2 separate regions of the Mus musculus genome follow, and region 2 is linked to region 1. The links are chromatin loops, found by intact Hi-C in ENCODE. Cell type or tissue: heart. All regions are shown on one strand. Links, peaks and the distances in the headings refer to the core of each region. The heading gives the core; the rest is flanking DNA.

Region 1 (5,774 bases), core at 403-5,402:
ACTTTTTTTTTTTTTTTTTTTTGGTTTTTCAAGACAGGGTTTCTCTATGTAGCCCTGGCTGTCCTGGAACTCACTCTGTAGACCAGGCTGGCCTCGAACTTAGAAATCCGCCTGCCTCTGCCTCCCAAGTGCTGGGATTAAAGGCGTGTGCCACCACGCCCGGCTTTGCTGTATCACTTTTGAGGATGTGAGAGACTATACCATAGAGCTGTATCTTGCTGAATTTAATGAGTCTGCTGTTTCGAATGTGCATGGGTTCTGTCCTCCTGACCCTCCTGTATGATTTTAAGCATCTTGCTCTGCCTGTGTCTCTGTTCTGAGCAGGTTCTTCTCAAGATGTAAAGAAAAATGAAAGGGTGCTTGGTGTGCGTGGTGACTGAAGGGCTGGGTGTTCCTGAACCAGAAGCAGGCACTGAGTAAGACCTGTATCTTAGTGTTATAGTGTTCTTTAGACTAGAAGTAGGACCTCGTCTCTTGTTATGTTTACCATTGTTGTTCTTTTTTTTCTCGAGACAGGGTTTTCTGTGTAGTTCTGGCTGTCCTGGAACTCACTCTGTAGACTAGGCTGCCCTCGAACTCAGAAATCCGCCTGCCTCTGCCTCCTAAGTGCTGGGATTAAAGGCGTCATTGTTGTTGTTCTTATGTACCTCTTAGGCATGTGTGTGTGTGCGCGCGCGCGCGCGCGCGTGTGTGCACATGGAGGCCAGAAGTAGGTGTTGGGTCCCCCTAGAGATGGGTTGTAGGCAGTTGTGAGTCACCCATGTGGCTGCTGGAACTGAACTCAGATCCTCTAGAAGAACAAGTCCCTTTAACCACTGAGCGTCATCTCTTCAGCTTTTAGGCTGTTCAGATGAAGCTAGTAATGTTGAGAAGCAATCAGTATGCACAGAGAACTCTGATGTGGATTTCACATGCATTTGTCTTATTTAATCCATAAACCTGTGAGTAGTCACTCTTGTTTTATAGTGTGTGAAGAGGGTTAGGAGGCTCACTACAGCCACATAGTTAGTAGTGATAGATCTGGGATTTGAGCAAAGTAGTCTGGCTCCAGAGTCCCTGCTCTTAGCCTCTGTACCCTGCTGCCCTATGCACGTGTATAGGTGTACACGTGCAGTGCTGGTTGAATACCCCACATCTGACTGAGATACTAAGGACTAAAAATATTTTTTATTTCTTACTTTTTTTCAACATTTGCAAGGTTTCTTTTCTTTCTCCACTCTCCCCACTTCCTTTCTTTCAACCAGTTTAGCATCCCCTAATCCAAAAAACTCAGAAAGTATGTTGCATACTTCTGTGGTATAGGAGGCAGTAAGGGACTGGAAAGATGGCTCAGTGGGTTAAAAACACCGTTTTTCTTTTCCTGAAAAATGGGAAGATTTTGGTCACTAGGAATAAAAACCTACAACAACTGTGCTCGACTTTGTCCCAACTTACACCTAGGACTTCACTTTTAGCCTTCTTGCTCTTATGTAGTAAACAAAGTGCTGGGTTTAGAGGGTCTCTGAGGTCCTTTTGAATGCTGACTAAGCATTAATAGGAGGGTAGCACTACTTAGCACCTGGGATTGGAGCAAGACACTTGTAAAGTCAAAGGCGGTCTGATGTTTCAAGGCATTGGAGATGCCAACTTTCAGAACAAAGAATGAGCACCCTATGAGCAAGGCAGCTCTGGCTCTTTTTTGAGGCTTATTGCCAAGGGAGCTCAGACTCTGGTCAGTAACAGCCAGGGACACTTTGGCTGAGGTTTCAGTAAGGACAAGTAAAGCAAGCACGTCCCCACCCCCTTCCTTTTCTTGTCTTTTCAAACTGTTGGTCTTATATCCTTCTGTGTGTGCAGCACTGTTTTAAGTACTTGACTAATATCCTATATATCTTTATAGTAAACTTAGGAGAGTAGTGATGCTAAGTAACATCTGCAGATAACAAAGCTGAGGAAGGCAGAGTTCAATAATGTGTTCACATTTGCTCAGATGGTAGTGTCCCATCTGTGCCCCTAGCCGCTGGGTTATATTGTTTGGGGGACCTGAATAAAGCAGGAGAGAGAGAGTCTTCAGTGTTGTCAGTGACTTTTAAGTTCAGGATGATGATATTTTAGAGTCGAAAGAACCTTGGAAGTGTTTAAATGGTTTCCTTTCCTGACTGCTGTCCTTTACAGAGTTTCCACTTTCCCCTGACAGATGCCTGCCTGGTTCTGTTCCAGGCTTCTACTGAGGGCAGAGGGCATTACTTTACTACCTCCCCAACTCATTTTTATTTTGAGATGGTTTAGCTCTGTAGCTCAAGCTAGCTTGGAATTCCTGGTCCTTCTGCCTCAGCCTCCCTAGTACTGGGAATATAGGCATGTATCATCATGTCTGATTTATTTCCTTATAATATTTTTCTCATTGGCAAAATATTTCTCTTTTTTTTTTTGAGACATGGTTGGTTCTGCTGCCTAGACTCTACAGTCTTGTCTTAGCTACTAAGTACATGGGATCACTGTGACGTCAGGCTCTGTTTTTTGTTTTGACTTGAAATTTAGTTGAGATGTCTCATTAGTTTTAGGCTAGCCTGGAAGCCCACAGTATTAGTTCATCTTTCACAGGCAGCTTTAGCTCTCTCACCTCTAAGAACTTTGCAGCCACAGCTAAACAAATGTGTGTCACTTCTTATCATTATTTAAGTGCAAAGCCTTTTCCACCGTGGAGAATGAATCTTAGGGTATGAAGTCCTCAGCTTGGAAAATGAATGGAGGTGGAGCCTCTTCCATCTCACAGAAGCTGGGGGATTGTAGTGAAGACTCTGCTGTGGGTTTGAGAAAGTCACAAAATGGCTGGAAGTTACTTGGGCTCTTGGCAAACTGCATTTACTTCACTACGCCACTAGGTGATGAGCAACTCAAAGACCTGGGCAGCAGGGACTGCCGTTTAATGGCTGTCTGAAGTCACAGGTATCTTCACTGAAAGATGTTAAGGATGCTGAGATGTACTCCTTATATGCGTTGTCATTCTTGGCGTCTAGCTTTAAATACTAACTTGAAAATTTCTTTGAGTGGTTTTCATAGGAGAGGGCCAAGAGTGTAAATTAACACTTAAATGGAGGGCTGGCAAAGTAGCTTAGAGAGGGATCCATGGGCCTTAGAGGGTGGCAGGAGAACCAACTCCCACAGACTGTCTTTTGATACATGGCATAGCACACCCCCCCAATAAATAATAAATTTTAGGAACTGGGGGTAGGGACCAGGAGTGGGGGGTGACAGTGATTGGGATATAAAGTGAGTAAATACATTAATGGAAAAATACATTTTAAAAAATAATATTTAAACTAAAAAGCAGAAAGCAAGTGAATTTCTGGAGGACAATGTGATGTTTTCACATATTGTGTATACTTGTGTTCAAATTGGGTTGAATAGCACAATCTCCTCAGACATTAATCTTTTCTTTGTAGTGTGAAAAATTTCAAACTCTTCTAGCTTCTAGAATATAGGGCATATTATCACTCTTTGTAGTCTTTCTATTTATATAATATAGCCCAAACTGTATTCCTTTATAAAAATTTTTATTTATTTATTATATGTGAGAACACTGTAGCTGTCTTCAGATACACCAAAAGACGGCATCTGAACTCATTACAGATGGTTGTGAGTCACCATGTGGTTGCTGGGATTTGAACTCAGGACTTCTGGAAGAGCGGTCAGTGCTCTTAACTGCTGAGCCATCTTTCCAGCCCCCAAAACTGTATTCCTAATTGTAACCTCTCCACCTCTCATTTCTTTCTCTCTCTGGCTGCAGACCACCATTTCATTCTTGCTGTTATGAGGTTATTGTTTCTTACTTCCATGTGTGGGGAGACTGTACAGTGCCTTTACTCTCATCCTAGCTTGTATCATTTAATGTAATGATCCCCTGTTGCAGTCATGCTCTTGCAAATGACAGATTTAAAACCTTTTTTTGGGGGGGTTTTGTTTTGTTTTGTTTTGAGACAGGGTTTCTCTGTATAGCCCTGGCTGTCCTGGAACTCACTCTGTAGACCAGGCTGGCCTCGAACTCAGAAATCCGCCTGCCTCTGCCTCCCGAGTGCTGGGATTAAAGGCGTGCGCCACCACGCCCGGCTAAAACCGTTTTTTTTTTTTTTTAATTGACTGAAAAGTATTCTGTAGTATAGTTTACATTTTCTTCCTTGTTCCCCCTCTGACTGTTCCACTTTCTTTCCTTTTCTCCTTTTAAAAACAATGTTGTTTCTTTCTCTTTGAGCTGGGGATAGGACCCAGGTCCTCATGGATGCTAGGTAAGCATTCCACCAGAGAGCCCTGGCTTGCAGTATGCAGTTGCTGTCAGTGCTGTAGTGAACATGGGCTATTGATGTCTTTTTCTTTGTGTGTGTCTATCTTTTGGTCTGCACAGAGTCTTCCTTATGTAATCTGACCTCAGAGCTTACATCTTTCTGCTTTAGCCTGCTAAGTATTGGGATTATCTGCATATCTCACCATACTTGGGCCCTGTGTGAGTAGTGTCTTCACCGCGTTCAGTATTCTTTACTATTGATCACAGTCTATAGAGTAGCTTTCTGGCGTCTGGGTTCCTAGTGATGCAGCATGTGCCAGTGGCCTAAACTGGCCCTTCCTCAGTCCTTTGTAAGCAGCAGCCTATTATGGCTAGGAGCTTGTGAATTTTATTTATGCCTTGAATTTTTTCATAGAGTGGTAAGGTATGCCTTAAAAAAAAACAGATTTATTTTATGTATGTAAATACACTGTCCCTGTCTTTCAACACACCAGAAGAGGGCATCAGATTCCATTACAGATGATTGTGAGCTGGGAATTGAACTCAGGACCTCTGGGGGAACAGTCAGTGCTCTTAACCACTGAGCCATCTCTTCAGCCCTGAGGTGTGCTTTTTTAAAAAGTAGCCTTGAATTAAGAACTTAAAACTTTTCTTGGTACAGATGTTTCCCAGTCTTCTTATGTTACGGGTGAGGAAACTGAAACTGAACCCAGAAAAGTGCAGTGACATGTCTTGAGTCACAGCTAGCCACAGTGGAACCTCAGGCATATAACCCAACTCCTGCTGAGCTGTCCTCTGGTATTGTCACTTCACAGCAAATGGTCACTAGGAATAAACTGAAAAGTTTTTACTGAGACAGGAATTTTGCCACCCATTAATGGGGAATCAGGAAGAGGTAGTAATAACTCTTTATACTCAAAATGTGGCCCATTTGAAGGATTCTGGATCCCTTTGCCCTGATGTCCCAGTTATTGGATCCTCCCTGTAATTCTCAAACTCAATAAATCCAGAAAGTTGCTTCAGCTTTGGAGAAAAGAGTTATTGAGTAGACTGGAGTGGGATAAGTGTGTTTATGCCCTGCTGTAAATAGTTGACAACCTAATCAGCTGCCAGAGCTTGGAGACAGACACTGTAAACCGTGTCTTATCAGTGGTCTAGTTTCTGTTTGCGTTCCAGCTGGGGACTCTTCTGATGGGAACCACCTGTTCCTGGTCTTTGCGCGCTTTGGATTTCCCCAGTCCTTCAGTCCTTTCAGTTTTGAAATGAAACCTGCTCTCCTGGCTAAGGTCAGGTCCAAGAGGACTTTGACAGTTCACACCGACTTGTTTTTTCTTAGAGCCAGCTGGTAAGTGAGCCTGTGGTTTGAGAAGTGGTAGTGAATCAGCTGTTGGGTAAGGACTGAGCAGTGTCATTGCTTTGGGTAACCAGGAAAACAACCAAGTATGTTTGCTCAGGAAGCTGAAAGTTAAGAGTGCAGTCGCCAGAGGGCTGCACAACCGCAGCCTTGCTTTCC
Region 2 (5,774 bases), core at 440-5,439, 93 kb after region 1:
AAAGAAAAAAAAAAACCAGAAAGAACATCTCCTCCAAATGTGTAGGAGGGCTGGGTCCAGCCCCTGCATGCTCTGGTTGGTGGCTCAGGCTCTGTGAGCTGCCATGGACCCAGGTTAGTTGACTCCATAGGTCTTCTTGTGGTGTCCTTGATGCCCCAGCCTGCTCAATGCTATGCCCAACTCTTCCACAAGACTCCCCAAGCTCCATCTGATGTCTGCCTGTGGGTGTCTGCATCTCGGTTTTCATGTGGATCCCCTAACAATTGGAGGGGAAGCTGTCTCTGTTGCGTGCCATTGGATCCCCTTCCCCAACTGGACTGCGTCACCAGGGAAGTGGGAGAGGATGTGCTTAGTCCTGCTGTGACTGGATGTCCCAGGGTGGGGTGGTACCCAAGGGGGACCTCCCTTTCTCTGAGGAGAAGGAGGGGGTAATGGGGGGGATTTGTAAGGGTGGGACTGGGAGGAGAGGAGGGAGTGGGGTTTGTGATCAGGATGTAATAAATAAATAAATAAACAAGAAAACAAAAAATATTATTAACTGTGTGTATTTGTGTCTTCATGTGGGCATGTGCACAAATGTATATATTCCCAAGGAGGCAGAAGAGGGTATTCGATCCCCCAGAGAGCTCCTATTGGTTAAAAGCCACCTGTCACAAGTGCTGGGAACTGAACCAGGGTCCTTTGCAAGAGCAGCAAGTTGTGCTGACCATTGAGCCACTGTTCTAGCCCCTCCCACGGTATAGTTCTGTATTTCTTTCTGTATCTATCAGGACTATGGGTTCCCATTGACCCAGTGCAGTTATCTCCAGTGTCGTCCATCTTTCTAACTCTTTCCTTTCTGTCTTTGTAAATTCTTCTGCTCACAGGGAGGGACCAGGTTCCAGGTTAATCTGCTCAACTCTGAAATACTGACAGGAGTTTCCAGATTGCTCGCCTCAGTCTATGAAAAACCGACCCAGAAGCAATTAATTTCACTTCCTTGGTGCCTCAGGGCATGGGTGGCCCTGGGCAGCAAACCCAAGGTGGGGTGACAAACTCTGAATGCAGTCACGAGACAGGAGCTTGGCCTCACGTGCACAGAGCTTGCTTCAGGGCCAACTCCCAGAGGTCCCTTATCAGAAGCCTGAGACTACTGGAGCCAGACCAAAGGGCACAAGTGCTTCTCCTCCCAGTGGGTGCTCCAGAGAGTGACCTGGCCTGGCCTGGCTGGTCCCCTGCCACCACAGAGATGGCAGAATCAGGCAAATCCACTGGTGCCAAGCAGCCTTGGGTTAGACCTTCCTGGCCAGATTTTGAGGGGGCCACTGTGACTGTCACTCATTTAATCTGCCCTCAGGGAGTTGGGTCAGAGGGGAAGCAGCAGGCCTTGTGAGACTCCCCATGTTTGTGTGGGAGTTGGGGACCAGCAAGGGCCACATTGCCTGCCTGCGGCTCCTTAGAATAGACTTTTACAAGGACCAGCCAGGTTTCGACCAACTGAGAGGTGTGAGAGGTTACTGGAGGAGGGCAGAGACCAGTGAGGCGGGCCTCCTGTGTCCTTTGAGGACATTCCAGGTGGCCGTGGAGGTAGACAACATTCAAACAAAACCGGTGTTGTAAATCATTTCAGATTTTTTTTTGGCATAAATAAAAACAGAGCTCATACCATAAGTGCAGATGTCAGCAGTAAGTGACCCAGGAAGTAGTAAGATGGGTAGGGTAGGGGAAGGGATGAAGAAGAGAGCTAGAACACTGAGATGAGGGGGGCAAAGGTCCTGCCCTCAGCCTCGAGTTTATTCGAGAGGGGAAGGAAAGTGACTTTATCTTAAAGCCAGCACTGGCTTTTGGCACAATAGATAAAGAACCCATCAAGGCCCTGCTGCTGCCCCACTGAAGAATCATCAAACAAGGGCAGAGGCAGCATTAGCTCGTCATCTTTGCTATCCCATTCCACTGTACAGTCCAGACACTCAGGAAAGACTAGACAAGGCCTGATGGAGGAGGTCATCTGCTTGGGCAGATAGTCTGTTGGGAGAGACAGGATAATGAAAGAAGCTATTTGATGAGGGAAACCTTCTCAGGGGTGGCTGTCTGATGAGGAGGCTGTCTGATGAGAAGGCTTCTGATAGGAATGGCAGTCTGATGGAAGAGGCTTCTGATGGGGGAGGCTGTCTGATGGGGGAGGCTGTCTGATGGGGGAGGCTGTCTGATGGAGACTGTGCTGGCCCAGGTTCAGGCTGAAAGGCTGGCAGGCAGTGGGCAGAACTGTTGTGGAAGAGCACTCAGGGGGCCATTTACAGGTGGCGAGGTCCTGGCAATGGTGGCTCCTAACCACAGCAGTGGATATGCTGGCTGGAGAATGTTTCTATTCTCACAAAAACATCTCCAGAGATGTTTTACACACACACACACACACACACACACACACACACACACACACACACACACCAACAACTGGGGAAACTAATACAGCAGGGGCTATTGTGATTGGTATTGCTCAGATGTGAAGGACCCCACAGCCTTCAAGCCAGTCAGCTGGACACGTGGACAGTGAGAGTAAAGAGGCAAGAGCTCAGGCCGCTTGCTTCAGGCCACAGACAGGCCTGGGCCAGTAAATCTCAGATGCATGTTAACTGTGGCTGGAAACATTTGCTTCTAATTAACTTATGAAAATAGAAAAAAAAATCCCAACAAACCAAACAAGCAGAGGAGACATAACTGGCTTTAAAAATCAACCCATAGGGGGAAAATCCCTAGTATTGTCCCCAAATTCCAAATCTTTTCCTTTAATGGCTTCTTTTTATTTCCATGTTAATTCTTTAAAGGTTTAAATTCTTTTTAGTGGGTTTTTTGTTGTTGTTTCTTTGTTTTCAATGATTGAAGCCATAAGTGCTCATCACAGGGAAACTAGAAAAAACCGAGCCAGTCCAAAAAAAAAAAAAAGGAAAAAAAAAAAAAAGAAGAAGAAAAAGAAAAAAAAGAAATAAAAAGAAGCATTAAGAAAAAAATTCCTAAAAAAAAAAAATTCCTAGCATTTGGAGGCTGTGGCAGGAGGATAGCTATGAATCTATTGCTAGCCTGACCGTCAGAGTGAGACCCTGTCTCAAATAAATAAAAGCAATGGGTAAGCTTGTGAGGAGCCGTGTATCCATGCACCCTCTGTAGGTCAGACATGGCAATTCCCCTTCTCCTCTGTAAACATTGTCTGTCTGTTCATTTGGTCTGTCTTTTCTTTCCTTCTTTCTAGATAGGGTCTCACTATGTAACTCAGGCTGTCCTGGAACTTACTACTGTATAGACCAGGCTGGCCTTAACTCCCAATTCTTCTGCTTTGGTGATAGGATTGCAACACACCCAGTCAGCCTGCCTACCTGCTTTCCCTTCCTCCTTCCCCTCTCCCTCTGTTTTTCCCTCCTTCCCCCCTCTATTTCTCCCTCCCTCCCTCCCTCCCTCCCTTCTTTTCTTCCTCCCACCCTCCCTTCTTTTCTTCCTCCCTCCCTCCCTTCTTTTTCTTCCTCCCTCCCTTCTTTTCTCTCTCCTTCCCTCTCTCTCTCCTTCCCTCCCTCTCTCCCTCCCTCCCTCCCTCCCTCCCTCTCTTCCTTCCTCTTCCCCTCCCTCCCTCCCTTCCTTCCTCTTCCCCTCCCTCCCTCCCTCCCTCCCTTCCTCCCTCTCTCCCTCCCTCCCTCTACTTCCCTCCTCCCTCCCCTCTTTGTTCTGTTCTTCTTCATAAAAAACACTATGTCGCTTTCTGTTTTTGAAGCTCACCCCTTAACCCACCCTCCCGTTGGGGACACTTAGGTGGTTTCCACTACTTTGCTGTTTCAGACCAGTGAGAAGGATTGTGTCCCCAACCACCTGTGACACAGACAAAGCTCACGTGCTAAGTGGAAGGAGCTAGACACAGTGGACACAGTGACTCCACTTACACAATTTCCCAAAAGAATTATGCAAAATTAAACCACAGTGCATAGAGCTGCAACCTCAGGAGGCAAAACAGCGAGGCAAGAAATGATAGCCGCTCTCTGGTGAGCCTGCGTGTCCTGCAGGCTGGTGGGAGTTCTCGTGGGCAGGGCACTGACGGCCTCAGGAGGCTGCAGTCTCGGTTCTCCACACTGCTGTATCTTCCTTTATGTATGCACGCGGCATCACACTAAATGTTAACTTTTAGATCTGCACCCTCCCCACCGCCCAGCTGTCCTCAGACTTTTGGGCCACTCTCCTGCCTCAGCTTCCTGAGTTCTGGGATCCCAGGTATGCACCATGCCAAGCAAGTATTTACTTTTTAGTAAAAGCCTCACTCTCATTGTTTGGGTCACATGGTCATGGAGACTATGGCCTATCTCAGGGCTGAGCCTGAGGTCTCTTCTGAGGGCAGTGTTGCCGGGCACGGCCTGGGCACCAGGCTTTGTTCTGGGTGCTGGGCAGAGCCTCTGGGGCATCCCTTCTGTGATCAGAGCCTTGCTGGAATAGTCCCTTGAGAAAAACGCAAGCTGCCCTGTGAAGATAAGAGAGAAGCATGACTCAGAGTATGGGGAGAGCAGACAGAGTGATGGGCAGGCCAGGAAGACCGTGAGTTGACAATTGTACTGGCATTCAAATAAAATGAGGGAGGAGAGGAGGCGGCTGTGCAAAGGTCCTGTGGTGAGGCTCGCTGGAAATTCCAGGAAGAGGATGGAGAGGGGACGAAGGGGCCTGGAAGAAGTGTGGTGGCTACCTGCCTCTGAAGACACTGGCTGCTCTGCCAAGGGAACGACACTCTAAGCCTCTGGGAGGCTTAGAAATGGAGACAATAAGATCTGAGGCCTGGTCTGAAGAACCCCAGACAGTAGACAAGCCCAGGCAGAGTCAAGAGGCCAGCAAGAGGCTTCAGGAAAGATCATTTGGTCTTAAGCTGTGACTCGTAGCCTAGGGGCCAGGCTCATGGCCAGCACCCTCATGCCAGTCTCTTCCTATAGTCAAGGGCTCCACTCCTTCTCTCCCTGGAGATGGGCACTGAACTTGCAACACACAGCAGACTCTCTCTCTCTGTCTCTCTCTGTCTCTCTGTCTGTCTGTCTGTCTGTCTCTCTGTCTGTCTGTCTCTGTTTCTCTCTCTGTCTCTGTCTGTCTGTCTCTCTGTCTCTCTCTCTCTGTCTCTGTCTGTCTGTCTGTGCCTCTCTCTGTCTCTGTCTGTCTGTCTGTCTCTGTCTCTCTCTCTCTGTCTCTGCCTGTCTCTCTGTCTGTCTCTGCCTGTCTCTCTGTCTGTCTGTCTGTCTGTCTCTCTCTCTCTCTCTCTGTCTCTCCTCCCATATGCCACAGGGGTCTCCTCTGGTCTTGTCTAAGGTTCCCTCACTGTGTTCTGTCAAGAACTTTGTAAGAGGTTGGAGATGGTTCAGTTGCTAAAGTTCTTGTCTGCTATGTGAGCACTAGGGGGTAAGCTCAGATTCCCAGAACCCAGAAAACATTCAGGCAGCGTTAACACCCGCAGCGCAGGTGAGTCAGAGGCCAAGGGAACTCCCAGGGTTGCTGGCAAGCTAACCAAGCCAATGGGCGCGTGAGCTCCAGGTTCCTCGAGAAACCCTTTCACAGACATCAGAAAAGTATCTCTGGCCTCCAAGCACACGAGAACACACATGCATGCATAGTTGCAGACACACACATGTGAACATGTACACCGTCCTTACCCCCACACCCCTACCTCCCATGGTGGACAGCAATTGAAGACACCTGACGTGAACCTCTGGCTCCCCCGGGCACAGGTGTGCACACACAGTGAGAAAAGCATACAACCTTTGGCTCCTGGGGCTTTGGGGTTT

The links. A loop is a pair of places that touch in the nucleus more often than their neighbours do. Peaks named below come from ENCODE experiments on the same cell type or tissue, not always from the same donor. Only the 100,000 strongest peaks of a DNase experiment are listed, where the experiment ranks them.
Region 2: it touches region 1 in a loop (3-fold over the local background); 5 of 42 quality-filtered maps call a loop at or near these places.

The regions. Positions count from the first base shown.
Region 1 is chr6:86,542,551-86,548,324 of GRCm38, forward strand. All of the region lies in intron 3 of 1600020E01Rik (RIKEN cDNA 1600020E01 gene), which reads left to right. Among named protein-coding and RNA genes, the nearest start is that of Gm38676, 17 kb to the left of the region's middle. In heart, for the core only: a CTCF peak has its summit at 2,862; no DNase peak of the experiment used is centred there.
Region 2 is chr6:86,635,503-86,641,276 of GRCm38, forward strand. No RefSeq gene overlaps it. Among named protein-coding and RNA genes, the nearest start is that of Asprv1, 10 kb to the left of the region's middle. In heart, for the core only: a CTCF peak has its summit at 3,136; a DNase peak (open chromatin) is centred at 1,159; H3K27ac peaks cover 2,512 bases.